Regions from separate parts of the Homo sapiens genome. Here region 2 is linked to region 1. Evidence: read pairs that join two places in POLR2A ChIA-PET (ENCODE). Cell type or tissue: A673. All regions are shown on one strand. Links, peaks and the distances in the headings refer to the core of each region. The heading gives the core; the rest is flanking DNA. Region 1 overlaps LINC01841 (long intergenic non-protein coding RNA 1841). Region 2 holds the start of LINC01841 (long intergenic non-protein coding RNA 1841).

Region 1 (7,954 bases), core at 1,969-5,968:
AATCCTAGCACTTTTGGAAGCCGAGGGAGGAGGATCCCTTGAGCCCAGGAGTTTGAGACCAGCCTGGGCAACATAGCAAGACCCCATTTCTACAAAAAATAAAAATAATTAGCTGGGTGTGGTGTGTGGTGGCGTGTACCTGTGGTCCCAGCTACTCAGGAGGCTGAGGCAGGAGGATCACTTGAGCCCAGGAGGTTGAGGCTACAGTGAGCTATGATTGCACCACTGCACTCCAGCTATGCTTGCCTCACTGCACTCCAGCCTGGGTGACAGAACAAGATTCTGTCTCTAAAATTAAACAAACAAAAAAAAGTGAATAGGATCATCTTGGCTGTAGAGGGGAGGAGAGAATTTAGAGAGGCTGGAGCGGGGGACAGGAGTGTGATATGATTAGAAATAGGAGTTGGAGCCAGGCGCGGTGGCTCACGCCTGTAATCCTAGCACTTTGGGATGCCGAGGCGGGCGGATCACGAGGTCAGGAGATGGAGACCATCCCGGCTAACACGGTGAGACTCCGTCTCTACTAAAAATACAAAAAATTAGCCGGGTGTGGTGGTGGGCGCCTGTAGTCCCAGCTACATGGGAGGCTGAGGCAGGAGAATCACTTGAACCTGGGAGACGGAGGCTGCAGTGAGCTGAGATTGCGCCACTGCACTCCAGCCTGAGAGACAGAGCGAGAGTCTGTCTCAAAAAAAAAAAAAAAAGAAAAAAGAATGTCTCCCCAAGGAGCCTGGCGTGTTGGTGCGCTCCTATAATCCCAGCTACTTGGGAAGATCTCTTGAGCCCAGGAGTTCGAGACCAGCCTGGGCAACAGAGCAAGACCCCAACTGAAGAAAGAAAGAAAGTCCCCCAGAGACCAGAGCTTCCTGGGGATTGGGAGGCCGTGTAATGGGCTATATTATGGGGCCCATTGGTGGCTCACTTCTCCGTCTAGCCCAGAAATTGTCACCCGGGATGATTCTGTCTCCCATGGGGACCATCTAGAGACGTACTTAGTGGTCACAACTGGAGGCGGGGATTGTTACTGGCATCTCGGGGTGGAGGCCGGGGATCCTACGATAGCTCCCAAAACAGACAGTGAATGGTCTGGTTCCAAATTTCCCTAGTGCCTAGGCTCTGCCTCGGACAGGAGCCGCAGCCGGGGTGGGGGCAGGGGTGCCAGGACATCAGAAACATCTTATTTATTTATTTGTTTACTTTTTATTTGTTTGTTTACTTTTTATTTATTTATTTATTTATTTATTGGAGACAGAGTCTTGCTCTGTCGTCCAGGCTGGAGTGCAGTGGCACGATCTTGGCTCACTGCAAGCTCTGCCTCCTGGGTTCAAGCCATTCTCCTGCCTCAGCCTCCCGAGTAGCTGGGACTGCAGGCGCCCACCACTATGCCTGGCTAATTTTTTTTTTTTGTATTTTTAGTAGAGACGGGGTTTCACTGTGTTAGCCAGGATGGTCTCGATCTCCTGACCTTGTGATCCGCCCATCTTGGCCTCCCAAAGTGCTGGGATTACAGGCGTGAGCCACCGCGCCCAGCTACTTATTTTTTTGAGACGGAGTCTCACTCTGTCACCCAGGCTGGAGTGCAGTGGTACGATCTCGGCTCACTGCAACCTCCTCCTCCCAGTTCAAGCCATTCTCCTTCCTCAGCCTCCCGAGTAGCTGGGATTACAGGCGCACACCACCGCACCCAGCTAATTTTTGTATTTTTAGTAGAGATGGGGTTTCAGCATGTTGGCCAGGCTGGTCTCGAACTCCCAGCCTCAGGTGATCTGCCCACCTTGGCCTCCCAAAGTGCTGGGATTACAGGCGTGAGCCACCGCACCCTGCCAGAAACATTTTAAAGCTCCCCAGGGTGACTTTCAGGTGCAGCCAGGCTTGGGAACCGCCAGTGCAGAGGGTCAGAGGGTTCTCCCGTCCGGTCCCCTGCTGCACCACCCGGAACCTCTCTCTCGGTTCCCCCTCTACTGGGTGTCTGTGGACAGAGAGGGTGGGAAGATCTGCTGGTGGAAACAGCCTCAGCCTCTGAGCCCCCTAGCCCCAGGCCCAGGTTCTCCTGCGGATCCCTGGCCTGGTGACCTGGCTTGCGCTGGGGGATCCCAGTGACCTCCTTCGGGCCCGCAGAGGTCTCCTGAGGCTGCTCAGGACTTCCTCTCCCTCAGCCTCTTTGCCCTGGCTAGGGAGAGAGACAGGAATGGGGCCAACAAAGGGAATAAGAATTCTGGAGGGGGCCGGGCATGGTGGCTCACGCCTGTAATCCCAGCGCTTTGGGGAGCTAGGGCAGGTAGATCACCTGAGGTCAGGAGTTCGAGACCAGTCTGGCCAACATGGTGAAACCCCGTCTCTACTAAAAATACAAAAATTAGCCAGGCATGGTGGCAGGTACCTGTAATCCCAGCTGCTCAGGAGGCTGAGGCAAGAGAATCGCTTGAACCCACGAGGTGGAGGTTGCAGTGAGCCGAGATGGCGCCGCTGCCTGAGTGACAGAGCAAGACTCTGCCTCAAAAAAAAAAAAAAAAAAAAAAGGGAATTTGGGAGGGGAGAGAAGTAACCCTGGTGTGAAGTGTGAAAGGAGAGAACTTAGGGCAGGAGGAGCAGGGTGGAAGAGAACGGCGGCCAGGCCTGGAGCACACGTGCATTCTCAGCAAACAGGGGCCCTGTCCCCAGGACATACACTCACACTCAACACTCACACTTATGCTCTGTCACACTCACACAGTCACACGCATGCTCATACATGGTCTCACACACTCATCCTCACACAGCCCCACAGCCTTGCACACTCCCACCCACCCTCACACAGCCCCACAGCCTCGCACACTCCCACCCACCCTCACACAGCCCCACAGCCTCGCACACTCCCACCCACCCTCACACAGCCCCACAGCCTTGCACACTCACACGCATCCTCACAGCCCCCCAGCCTCACACACTCCCACCCACCCTCACACAGCCCCACAGCCTCACACACATCCATCTTCACAAGTCTCATACCCTTCACATCACACACATTGTTGCACAAATGCAGACTCACACATTCACACAGGAACACACAACCACATGCTCACACCTATAGGCACTCACACTCACAGTCTCACAGTCTCACACATTCTCACACACATGCGTACACACACACATTCTGCAAACACCCGTGGCCTCCTCTGCCTTCGCCCCCTCCCAAAGCTGCCTGAAGACTCTCCAGATGTCACCTACTGCTGCTGCTGTGGCCTGAGCAGGAGGGGAGTGCAGAAGGGGAGGCTGGGTGGGAGGGGAGCAGGGGCCCGAAGATGCCCCAAATCCCTCTGCTTCATGACTAGCCCCATTTAGAGAGAGGATCACCCTTTGAAAACCAGAACCCCTCAACGCCAGCACCCCCTGGGTCTCCGGGATGAGGAGGACCAGGAAAACCCTCCCAGACAAAGGAATGGCTCCAAGCCTGGAGTGATGAGGGTGCCTGAGATTCTTTGCTTTTTGTTCATTCATTGATTCATCTTGCATGTTATTATTATTTTGAGACAGAGTCTCACTCTGTCACCTAGGCTGCAATGCAGTGACACCATCTCGGCTCACTGCAACCTCTGCCTCCCGAGTTCAAGCGATTCCCCTGCCTCAGCCTCCCTGGTAGCCGGGACCACAGGTGTGCGCCACCACACCCAGCTAATTTTTGTATTTTTAGTAGAAACGGGGTTTCACCATATTGGTCAGGCTGTTCTCCCACTCCTGACCTCAGGTAATCTGCCTGCTTCAGCCTCCCAAAGTGCTGGGATTACACGCATGAGCCACTGTGTCAGGCCTGATTTTTTTTTTTTTTTTTTTGATGGAGTCTAGCTCTGTTGCCAGGCTGGAGTGCAGTGGCACAATCTCAGCTCACTGCAACCTCCACTTCCCAGATTCAAGCAATTCTGCCTCAGCCTCCCGAGTAGCTAGGATTACAGGCACGCACTGCCATGCCAAGCGAATTTTTGTATTTTTAGTAGAGACGGGGTTTCACCATGTTGGCCTGGATGGTCTCGATCTCCTGACCTAGGATCTGCCCGACTCGGCATCCCAAAGTGCAGGGATTACAGGCGTAAGCCACCGTAATTTTTGTATTTTTAGTAGAGACGGGGTTTCGCCATGATGGCCAGGCTGGTCTCGAACTCCTGACCTCCAGTGATCCACCCGCCTCAGCCTCTCAAAGTGCTGGGATTACAGGCGTGAACCACTGCAACCGGCTCATCTTGTATATTAGATCCAGCGGTTTCTGTGTGTCCCACTCTGTCCACGCCACTGGGGGCACCACAGCACCCAAGACAGAAATCCCCACCTACATGGGGCTGATGTCCAGTGGAGAGTCAGACATAAACAAAAGTATGGATGTGCATGTGTGACAGAGAGAAGCCTCAACAAGGGATATAAAGGGGGAAAAAAAGAGCTGAGCCCAGTGGCTCATGACTGCAATCTCAACACTTTGGGAAGCCGAGGCAGGAGGATTCGCTGGAGCCCAGGAGTTCAAGACAAATCTGGGCAACATAGCAAGACCCCATCTCTACACAAAATTTAAAAAATTAAATTGGGCCGGGCGCAGTGACTCACACCTGTAATCCCAACACTTTGGTAGGCTGAGGTGGGCGGATCATTTGTGGGTCAGGAGTTTGAGACCAGCCTGGCCAACATGGTAAAATGCTGTTTTTACTAAAAATACAGAAATTAGCTGGGCGTGGTGGTGCACACCTGTAATCCCAGCTACTCAAGAGGCTGAGGCAGGAGAGTTGCTTGAACCCAGCTGGGCGTGATGGCTCACACCTGTAATCCCAGCACTTCAGGAGGCCGAGGTGGGCGGATTACCTGAGATCAGGAGTTCGAGCACAGCCTGACCAACATGGTGAAACCCCGTCTCTACCAAAAATACAAAATTAGTCGGGCATGGAGGCGCATGCCTGTAATTCCAGCTACTTGGGAGGCTGAGGCAGGAGAATTGCTTGAACCCGGGAGGCTGAGGTTGCAGTGAGCCGAGTTCGCACCACTGCACTCCAGCCTGGGCAATATGAGCAAAACTCTGTCTCAGAAAAAAAAAAAAGAATTGCTTGAACTCAGGAGATAGAGGTTGCAGTGAGCCAAGATTGCACCACTGCACTCCAACTGGGTGACAGAGTGAGACTCCATCTCTGAAAACAAAATAAAATAAAAATAACAAAGAAAACCAGCTGGGCATGTTGGCATAACCGTAGTCCCACCTACTTGGGAGGCTAAAGCGGGAGGATTGTTTAAACTCAGGAGTTGCAGGCTACAATGAACTAAGATCGCGCCACTGCACTCCAGCCTGGGTGACAGAGAGAAACTCTGTCCCAAAATAAATTAAATTAAATTTGCCAGGCGCAGTGGCTCACGCCTGTAATCCCAGCACTTTGGGAGGCTGAGGTGAGCAGATTGCCTGAGGTCAGGTGTTAGAGACCAGCCTGGCCAACATGGTGAAAACTCGTCTCTACTAAAAGTACAAAAATTAGCCAGGCATGGTGGCGGGCACCTGTAATCGCACCTACTCAGGAGGCTGAGGCAGGAGAATTGGCTTGAACCTGGGAGGCAGAGGTTGCAGTGAGCCAAGATCGAGCCACTGCACTCCAGCCTGGGTGACAAGAGCAAGACTCTGTCTCAAAAAAAAAAAAAAATTAAATTAAATTAAAACCCAAAAACAGTGGAGTCTGGGCCTCTCAGGCTGGGTGCACCCCAGGGGACTTCCTCTCTGATAGTCTCCTTGCCCTCTACACCTAACCTGGCCTCTACACCTGGGACCCCTGTTCCCTGAGGCCCCACCCATAACCACATCCACGTCTGGTGGGATCCAGCACCTAAGTCCGCTCTAGTGGACGGCACTCCTTCCCCGAGTCCCCACTGGCGAGGACCATGAGCAATTCAATCCCATTCTCCACCCAGAGACTTTGCTGGAAAAGAGCTAATTATATCTCTGCCCCGGAGCCCATCTGGTGGGGTCTGGGTGGTGACGGGCGAGTGTGTTCCGCGTCCACGGCCGGCGGCACGCGCACAAACACAGCTTCCCATATATTTTTAATTCCACAGCCATACTTTGATTAGAGAGCCGATGTGTTGTGTACGACCTCAGGGACCTCATTATTTTTCTAACTCAAATAAATACGGCGTTCAGAATTCGGGGAGGGTTGGAGGGGGTGTGGAGTAAAAGACGCAGAAAACTCCATCTATAAAAAGAATTCAGGCCTTAATGAGCTTTTAAAACTTGCCAACCTCTCTCCCACCCCCTGACACCAATCTATAAACAGGAGCCATGCCTGCTGGCTTTGATGGTGGGAGTCTAGGTGGGTGAGGATTGGCTGGGGTGGGTGTTGCGGGGCAAAGCCACAGCAGGGGAGAGGCCCCCCTGCAAAGGTAGCTGGGTGTCTGTAAGATTTGGGGAAGGGGGATGGCAGGCACAGTGGCTCATGCCTATAATCCCAGCACTTTGGGAGGCTGAGGCAGGAGGATCGCTTGAGGCCAGAAGTTGGAGATCAGCCTGAGAAAGATAGCAAGACCCTATCTCTACAAAAAAATTTAAAAATTAGCCTGGCGTGGTAGCGTGTGCCTGTAGTCCCAGCTACTCTGGAGGCTGAGGTAGGAGGATGGCTTGAACCCTGGAGTTTGAGGCTGTAGTGAGCTTAGATTGTGCCTCTGCACTCCAGCCTGGGTGATACAGCAAGACCCTGTCTCTGGGGAAAAAAAAAAAAAAAAAAAAAATATATATATATATATATATATATATATATATACACACACACACACACACACACACACCATACATATATATAAAAACATAAATATATACATATATACATATATAGACATATACATATATAGACATATACATATATACACATATACATATATACATATACATATACACACATATACATATATACATATATATGTGTATACATACACATATATACACACACATATATATACATATATATATATATATACACATATATATATATACACACACACATATATATATATATATATTTGGGCAAGTGTGTTCCCAGCCACAGGGAGAATGGAAGTGGTCTCTATCCAAGTTCAGCAGGAATCGTCAATATTCATGGGCCCAGGCTAACTGGGGTGTTGATCTGAGAAAGATTTAGAATTTCCTGATCTCCTAGACCCATTTGGGCTGTGGTATGAGGATGAGTTCTGCTTCATTATTATTATTTTTGAGACAGAGTTTCGCTCTTATTGCCCAGGCTGGAGTGCAGTGGCACAATCTCCACTCACCACAACCTCCACCTCCCGGGTTCAAGCAATTCTCCTGCCTCAGTCTCCCAAGTAGCTGGGATTACAGGCGCGTGCCACCACACCTGGCTAATTTTTGTATTTTTAGTGGAGTCAGGGTTTCACCATGTTGGCCAGGCTGGTCTTGAACCCCTGACCTCAGGTGATCTGCCCGCCTCGGCCTCCCAAAGTGCTGGGATTACAGGCGTGAGCCACTGCACCCGGCCTCTGCCTCATTCTTGTATGTCTGGAAATTCTTCCCCAGAGGCTCCCCTGGGAGTTGCTGAGATGAGCAGATGGGGAAACTGAGGCAGAGCAAAGCAGGCTGGACCACAGGATATGTATTGGGTGCCCTCCCCACCCACTTGGAGTCAGCTAGACCCCACCTTCCTTCGCAGTGGATAAGCCCTGGCTGGGGTTGGGGGTTCCCCGTTGAGCAGGCACCAGCCGAAGGAGGCCCCCCAGTGGCCGTGGTGTTACGGTGAGGTGGACGGAGAGCAGGCAGTGACCACGGGGCTCCCGAAAGGACAGGGTGACCTTCGAGTCACTACCCATGTGCATCGTTCCAACAGCAGCAAAGACACTCCCGGAGCAGGCAGCAAAGCCAATTTCAGGTGAAAGATGAGTTAAGTGGGCAGAAATGAGCTCCGGGCTGAGAAATTTCTGCATGACAAAAATTCCAGGGAGCAGGACAGACCTT
Region 2 (7,954 bases), core at 2,689-6,688, 51 kb after region 1:
AAAAAAAAAAAATACAAAAATTACCTGAGTGTGGTGGTGCGTGCCTGTAATCCCAGCTACTCAGGAGGCTGAGGCAGGAGAATCACTTGAACCCGAGAGGCGGAGGCTGCAGCCAGCTGAGATTGTGCCACTGCACTCCAGCCTGGGTGACAGAATGAGACTCTGTCTCAAAAAAAAAAAAAAAAAGACCTGAAGGGGGCGAGAGAAAGCCATGTGGGGATCTGGAGGAGGAGGTGGTGCTGCAAGTGAGAGTGAGCTGCCGTGCAAAGCCCCTAAGGTAGGAGCATGCCCAAAACGGCGAGGAAGCTGGCCTGGCTGAAGGGAATGAGCAAAGGGGAGAGAAGGAGGAGGTGAGGGCAGATAAGTGCTGAGCAGATCCTGCAGGGCCCTGTGGGCCACAAGAAGGAATTTGGCTTTTGCACTGAGTGAGGTGGGAGCCCTGGAGGGTCCTTGAGCAGAGGAGGGACGTGCCCTGACAGAAAAGCATGGAGCGGGCGAGCAAGGGCAGGAGCCAGGAGACCAGGGCAGAGGAGTCTGCACTGGGCCAAGGGGGAGTTGATGGGGCCGGACCAGGTAGGGGCTGTGGAGGAGGTGAAAAGTGAGTAGATGCTGGATAGATTTTGAAAATAGAGCTCTCGGGATTTGCTGATACAATAGAGAGAGAGAGAAAGGGACAGGGGCAGAGATAGAGGCCAGGCATGGTGGCTCATGCCTGTAATCCCAGTACTTTGTGGGGCAGAGGCAGGAGGGTCACTGAAGCCTAGGAGTTCAAGACCAGCCTGGGCAACAAAGTGAGACCGGGGAAGGAGAAGGAAGGAAGGAAGGAAGGGAGGGAGGGAGGGAGGGAGGGAGGGAGGGAGGGAGGGAGGGGAGGAAGGAGAAAGAAAGGGAGGAGAGATAGAGATAGAGGAAAGAAAGAAAGAAGGAAGGAGAAGAAAGAGGGAAGGAAGGAAGGAAGGAAGGAAGAAATGGAGGGAGGGAGGGAAGGAAGGAAGGAGAAAGAAAGGGAGGAGAGACAGAGATAGATGAAAGAAAGAAGGAAGGAGAAGAAAGAAAGAGAGGGAAGGAAGGAAGGAAGGAAGGAAGGAGAGACAGAGAACGAAGAAAGAGAAGAAAGAAGGAAACAGAAAGAGAGAACAAAATAAAACAGAGACAGAGACATGGAGGACTCCAAGTATTTTGCCCCAAGAATCTGGGCCAAAAGAAAGGAAACAAGGTGGCCGGGCGCGGTGGCTCCCGCCTGTAATCCCAGCACTTTGGGAGGCCGAGGCGGGCGGATCACGAGGTCAGGAGATTGAGACCATCCTGGCTAACACGGTGAAACCCCGTCTCTACTAAAAATACAAAAAATTAGCCGGGCGTGGTGGGGGGCGCCTGTAGCCCCAGCTACTCGGGAGGCTGAGGCAGGAGAATGGCGTGAACCTGGGAGGCAGAGCTTGCAGTGAGCCGAGATCGCGCCACTGCACTCCAGCCTGGGTGACAGAGCAAGACTCCGTCTCAAAAAAAAAAGAAAAAAGAAAAAAAAGGAAGGAACAAGGCTCAGAGAGGTCCAAGGAGTTGCCCTGGCGGTCCGGGGCCACAGTGGCCTTCATCCCCAGCTGAGATGTGTCCCCAGTCTAAGGCCACTCAGAGCCAGGCACCTTCTCCGGCTGCCTCCCAATCCCCGCCCCCCGCTTCCGTCCCAGCACCCTCACCCCGCCCCCGGGCCCCTTTGTCCTCCTCTTCGTCTTATTTCCAGAATTTCTCCTCCCTAGGGAATCCAGTCCATGTGCTTTTGATTCCTTTGTCCTGAACTCATGCGGCATGAGCACCCCTGAAGCCTTATGTGGAAAAATTTGGAGGCTGGGGGTGGGGAGGGGGTCACATTCCTCCCGGGGGTACAGAGCTACGTCGGCATCTCCAGGGCCCCCCAGCAGCAAGCAGGCATCCTCCCAGGCCAGGCCAGACCGGACGCTGCCCAACACAGGCTTTCTTTGGGGCTTGGCCGGCGCCCGACTACAGCCCCGGCTCCAGCTGCCCTGCCTGTCCCCCGCCCCCACGCCTCCCGTCCCAACCTCCCACACGTTTCCTCCTAGAAGCCCAGACCCGTGGGACTTGGCCTCCCCCGCGCCTTCCCTCTCTACTCAGCTCTGCAGCTCCTGTAGGCCTCCTCCCCGGGTGATCACAGAAGGACCAGCTCACCTTAGCGGGACAGGCAGGGCATGGGCGTGGCCAGAGCCTCGGGCAGGCATCCCAGGCTCCCTGGTGTCTCTCTCATCCGCTGGCCTCTGTGCCCTCTTCTCTTCCCCACCCCCGCTCGTGGCCCCTCCTGCCTCTCCATCGCAAAGTCCCCAGAGGAGTCTCCTTAATCACTTGCTTTTGACTGAATCCTGACCACCTGGACCCTGATCTAGCTACTGAGGAGATAAAGTAACCAACACTTAAAAGCTAACCTTCAGGCATTCTGGGAGGCTGAGACTGACGGATCACTTGAGGTCAGGAGTTCAAGACCAGCCTGGCCAACAAGATGAAACCTCGTCTCTACTAAAAATACAAAAAAATTAGCTGGCGTAGTGGCGGATGCCTGTAATCCCAGCTACTGCGGAGGCTGAGGCAGGAGAATCGCTTGAACTTGGGAGGTGGAGATTGCAGTGAGCTGAGATCGTGCCACTGCACTCCAGCCTGGGCAACAAAGCAAGACTCCGTCTCAAAAAATAAAAATTAGCTGGGTGTGGGGCCGGGCTTGGTGGCTCAAGCCTGTAATCCCAGCACTTTGGGAGGCCGAGGCAGGCGGATCACCTGAGGTCAGAAGTTCAAGACCAGCCTGGCCAACATGGTGAAACCCCGTCTCTACTAAAAATACAAAAAAAAATTAGCCAGGCGTGGTGGCGCATGCCTGTAATTCCAGCTACTCGGGAGGCTGAGGCAGGAGAATCAGTTGAACCTGGGAGGCAGACGTTGCAGTGAGCCGAGATCATGCCACTGCACTCCAGCCTGGGTGACAGAGCGACACCCTGTCTTAAAAGAAAAAAAATAGCTGGCTGTGGTGGCATGTGACTGTAGTCCCAGCCACAAGGGAGGCTGAGGTGGGAGGATTGCTTGAGCCCGGGAGTTCAAGGCTGCAGTAAGCTATGACTGCACTGCTGCACTCCACCCTGGCTGAGACCTTGACTCAGCAACAATGAAAAAGTGACAGGGCCAGGACTTGACCCCTGACCATTTTGTTCTACAGCCTTTCATGGGAAAGACAGATGAGTTTTCGACCTTCCAGAGCCTTTGATCCAGAGGAGAGAGGCAGGAAATAGCAAATGGATAAGAATATGCCATTCGGTGACTAGGGCAATGGAGATTGCAAAAGATGGTGGCTGGGAAATGGGGCTTGTGTCGGGGGTCCCTGAGACCACCCTCAGGGTCAATAATTTGCTGAGATTGATAGATCCCAGAAAAGTGGTGTTACTCCCAGTTATGGTTTATTACAGTGAAAGTTACAGATGAAAATCAGCAAAGAGGCCAGGCTTGGTGGCTCATGCCTGTAACCCCAGCACTTTGGGAGGCCCAGACAGGCAGATCATTTGAGGTCATGAGTTCAAGACCAGCCTGACCAACATGGTGAAACCCCATCTCTACTAAAAATACAAAAATTAGCCAGGTGTGGCAGGGGGCTCCTGTAATCCCAGCTACTTGGGAGGCTGAGACAGGAGGATCACCTGGACCTGGGAGGCAGAGGTTGTAGCGAGCCGAGATCCTGCCATTGCACTCCAGTCTAAGCAACAAGAGCAAAACTCCATCTCGAAAAAAAAAAAAAAACTAGGAATACTAGAGGAGAGGAGGTGAGGCAGACAGGCTCCAAGACTCCTCCATGATTCCCACCTCCTGATGTCTGCACTCTGTGTGATCCCTCGAGTGTGAGCTGGACCCAATAACTTGCTTCTAACAATAGACTAGGACAATGTATGCCAGGAGCAGTGGCTCACGCCCATAATCTCAGCACTTTGGGAGGCTGAGACAGAGGGATCACTTGAGCCCAGGAGTTCAAGACCAGTCTGGGCAACATAGCAAGACCCCATCTCTATAAAAATTCAAGCATTAGCTGGGTGTGGTGGTGCACACCTGTAGTCCCAGCTACTCGGGAGGCTGAGGTGGGAGGATTGCTTGTGCTCAGGAGGTCAATGCTGCAGTGAGCTATGATTGTGCCACTGCACTCCAGCCTGGGTGACAGAGTGAGACCTTGTCTCTCTCATATATGTGTATATATATATACATATATTTTTTTTTTGAGATGGAGTCTCATTCTGTTGCCCAGGCTGGAGTGCAGTGCAGTGGTATGATCTCTACTCACTCCAACCTCCGCCTCCTGGGTTCAAGCGATTCTCGTGCGTCAGCCTTCCAAGTAGCTGGAATTACAGGTGTGCAGTATCACGACCTGCTAATTTTTTGTACTTTTAGCAGAGATGGGGTTTCACCATGTTGGCCAGGCTGGTCTCGAACTCCTGGTCTCAAGCAATCCACCTGCATCGGCTTCCCAAAGTGTTGGGATTACAGGTGTGAGCCACCGCGCCTGACCTATGTGTATATATATACATATCTATAGATAGATAGATAGATAGATAGATAGATAGATAGATAGATAGATTTAATGTTACCATTTTATTCATCATGGTTTTGCATTAATCTTGACTTTTACAAAATATCACAATAAAATAATATTTATGAGTTCAGGACAAAGTTCTTGAGTTCTTTGACACCCCCTGAAATTTTGTTCCCAAGTCAAGCATCCACCTTGCCTCTCATTCCAGCCCTACAGCTTAATGATATGAGACCATCGTCATGCACAAGACAGGACTGGATGAGTGACATCTACAGATTCTGCTGCCACACTGGACTCAAGGCAGGTTCAGTTCTGCTGCAGTAACAAGCCAGGGAAAAAAATGAGCCAGGCATGGTGGCACACACCTGTAGTCCCAGCTACTTTAAGCCCCAAATCTCAGGAGCTTAAAACATCAGAGGTTTCACTTTTCACTCAGCCAGCATCTGGCATGTTGCCCGTTGCCAAGGCAGAAGAAAAAGAACATATAGCATGCTCTGCAGCAGCTCTTAAAGCCTCTGCCCAGAAGTGACACAAGTCAAACCTGCTCACATGCCATTGGTCAGAGCAAGTCACGTGGCCACACAAGTGGGTGGAGCAATGCCTTCCTACCTTGTACCTGGAGGGAGAAAGAGCTGGAATATTGGTGAATCGCTCAGTGATCATAGCAGTGTCCCTGGGTGAGGTCCAGAGGGCAGCTGTATGTCTGGAGGTAGACAGGGAGGTCCAGGTGGAGACATGTAAGAGGCTTTGGGATATAATTGGTATTGACTTCTTGGAGGGCCTGATCACCCCCTACTATGGAGGACACATGGGGGTCACCTGCCAGGACCCACAGGATGGGAATCCTGCCCCAGTCTCCTCTGAGACTGGATTTTTTTTTTTTTTTGATTTTTTTTTTGAGACAGGATCTCGCCGAAGTACAGTGGTGCAACCATATAGTTCGCTGCAGCCTCAACCTCTTGGGCTCAAGCAATCCTCCTGCCTCAGCCTCCCGAGTAGCTGGGACCAGAGTCATGTGCCATCAGGCCTGGGTAATTTTTAAACTTTTTTTGTAGAGATGGGGGTGCGGGTCTCGCTATGTTGCCCTAGCTGGTCTTGAACTCCTGGCCTTAAGCGATCCTCCTGCCTCGTCCTGCCAAAGCGAGCCACCGTGCCTGTCCTTCAGCCTGGATAAAATTTGTGGTGAAATACACATGACATGAAATGTTCTATCTTAACCATTTTAAGTGTACAGTTCAGTTACATTAAGAAAATTGTCAGGCCGGGCGTGGGGGCTCATGCCTGTAATCCCAGCACTTTGGGAGGCTGAGATGGACAGATCACTTGAAGTCAGAAGTTCAAGACCAGCCTGACCAATATGGTGAAACCCCGTCTGTCCTAAAAATACAAAAATTGGCCAGGCACGGTGGTGTGAACCTGTAGTCCCAGCTACTGGGAGGCTGAGACAAGAGAATCACTTGAACCCAGGAGACAGAGGTTGCAGAGAGCCAAGATTGAGCCACTGTACTCCGGCCTGGGCAACAGAGTGAGACTCAGTCTCAAAAAGAAAAGAAAATTCTCAGTTGGGCACAGTGGCTCACACGTGTAATCCCAGCACTTTGGGAGGCTGAGGTGGGCAGATCATCTGAGATCAGGAGTTTGAGACCAGCCTGGCCAACATGGTGACACCCTGGCTGTACTAAAAATACAAAAATTAGCCAGGAATGGTTGTGCACACCTGTAATCCCAGCTACTTGGGAGGCTGAGGCACGAGAATCACTTGAACCCAGGAGGCAGAGGTTGCAGTGAGCCCAGATTGTGCCACTGCACTGCGGCCTGGGCAACAGAGTAAGACCCCGTCTCAAAACAAAACAAAACAAAAACCAGAAAAAATAAATTCTCATAGTTGCCACTGACACCATCATTCATCTCCAGAACTTTTTCATCTTGCAAAACTAAAACTGTATCCACAAAACAACTCCCCGTTCCTCCTCCCTCCAGTTCCTGGAAACCACAATTCTACTTTCTGTTTCTATGAATTTGACAAGTTTAGTTACTTCCTGTAAATGTGATCATACGGTATTTGTTCTTTTGTGGCAGGTTTATTTCACTTAGCATAATGCCCTCAGGGTGCATTCATGTTATATGTACGAGAATTTCCTTCCTCTTTAAGGCTGAGTAATATTCCACTGTATAGATAGACCACATTTTGTTTATCCATTCATCTATCCATGGAGACTGGTTGCTTTCAACTTTTGGCTATTTTAGCTAATGCTGCCGTGAACATAGGTGTACAGATGTCTCTTTGAACTTTGCTTTCAATTCGGGTGTCTATGCAGAAGTAGAATTGATGGATCATATGACAATTCTATGTTTAATTTTTTTTTTTTTTTTGAGATGGAGTCTTGCTCTGTCACCCAGGCTGGAGTGCAGTGGCGCGATCTCCGCTCACTGCAACCTCCACCTCCCGGGTTCAAGCGATTCTCCTGCCTCAGCCTCTCGAGTAGCTGGGATTAGAGGCAGCTGCCACCACACCCGGCTAATCTTTGTATTGTTGTCCAGGCTGGTCTCAAACTCCTGACCTCAAATGGTCCACCCACCTCGGCCTCTCAAAGTGCTGGGATTACAGGCATGAGCCACCATGCCTGGCCTCTATGTTTAATTTTTTTAGGACTCTCCATACTGTTTTCCACAGTGGCTGCACCATTTTACATTGTCACCAGCAGCCCACAATGGTTTCAATTTATGGGGTTTTGTTTTGTTTTGCTTTTTTTTTTTTTTTTTTTTGGACAGGGTCTCACTCTGTTGCCCAGGCTGGAGTGCAATGGTGCAATCATAGCTCACTGCAGCCTTGACCTCCTGGGATCAAGCGATCCTCTTGCCTCGGCCTCCCAAGTAGTTGGGACTACAGGTGCATGCCACCATGCTCAGCTAATTTTTAAATATTTTTAGAAATGAAGTCTTCCTTTGTTGCCCAGGCTGGTCTTGAACTCCTGGCCCAACTGATCCTCTCTCCTTGGCCTCCCAAAGCATTGGGATAACAGTTGTGAGCTACCACTTCTAACCTATTTTCTGTTTTTTTGATAGTAGCCATCCTAATGGGTGTTAGGTAGTATCTCACTGTGGTTTTTATTTGTTTATTCATTTATTTATAGAGATGGAGTCTTGCTATGTTGCCCAGGCTGGTCTCAAACTCCTGGCCTCAAGTGATCCTCCCACCTCGGCCTCCCAAAGTGCTGGAATTACAGGCGTGAGCCACCGCACCTGGCCTGTGGTTTTGATTTGCATTTCCCTAATGATTGGTGACTTTGAGTATCTTTTCATAGGCCTATTGGACATTTGTCTGGCCTGGAATTTTAACAACTCTGTTTCAAAGGAAGCACAGAGTGTGGGTGTCAATCTCCTTGC

The links. Peaks named below come from ENCODE experiments on the same cell type or tissue, not always from the same donor. Only the 100,000 strongest peaks of a DNase experiment are listed, where the experiment ranks them.
Region 2: POLR2A ChIA-PET joins it to region 1 with 10 read pairs; 9 of 35 experiments call an interaction of 5 or more read pairs at or near these places.

Annotation. Positions count from the first base shown.
Region 1 is chr19:14,311,359-14,319,312 of GRCh38, forward strand. The region is part of intron 3 of LINC01841 (long intergenic non-protein coding RNA 1841); the gene reads right to left. Among named protein-coding and RNA genes, the nearest start is that of LINC01842, 18 kb to the right of the region's middle. RefSeq lists enhancers at 7,039-7,540, 7,541-7,954 and a silencer at 7,559-7,853. In A673, for the core only: a CTCF peak has its summit at 4,272; no DNase peak of the experiment used is centred there.
Region 2 is chr19:14,361,691-14,369,644 of GRCh38, forward strand. LINC01841 (long intergenic non-protein coding RNA 1841) reads right to left here and starts at 2,300. Exons shown (of 4, transcript NR_134908.1): 1 at 2,182-2,300. RefSeq lists an enhancer at 4,927-5,221 and a silencer at 5,084-5,173. In A673, for the core only: no CTCF peak of the experiment used is centred there; a DNase peak (open chromatin) is centred at 5,071.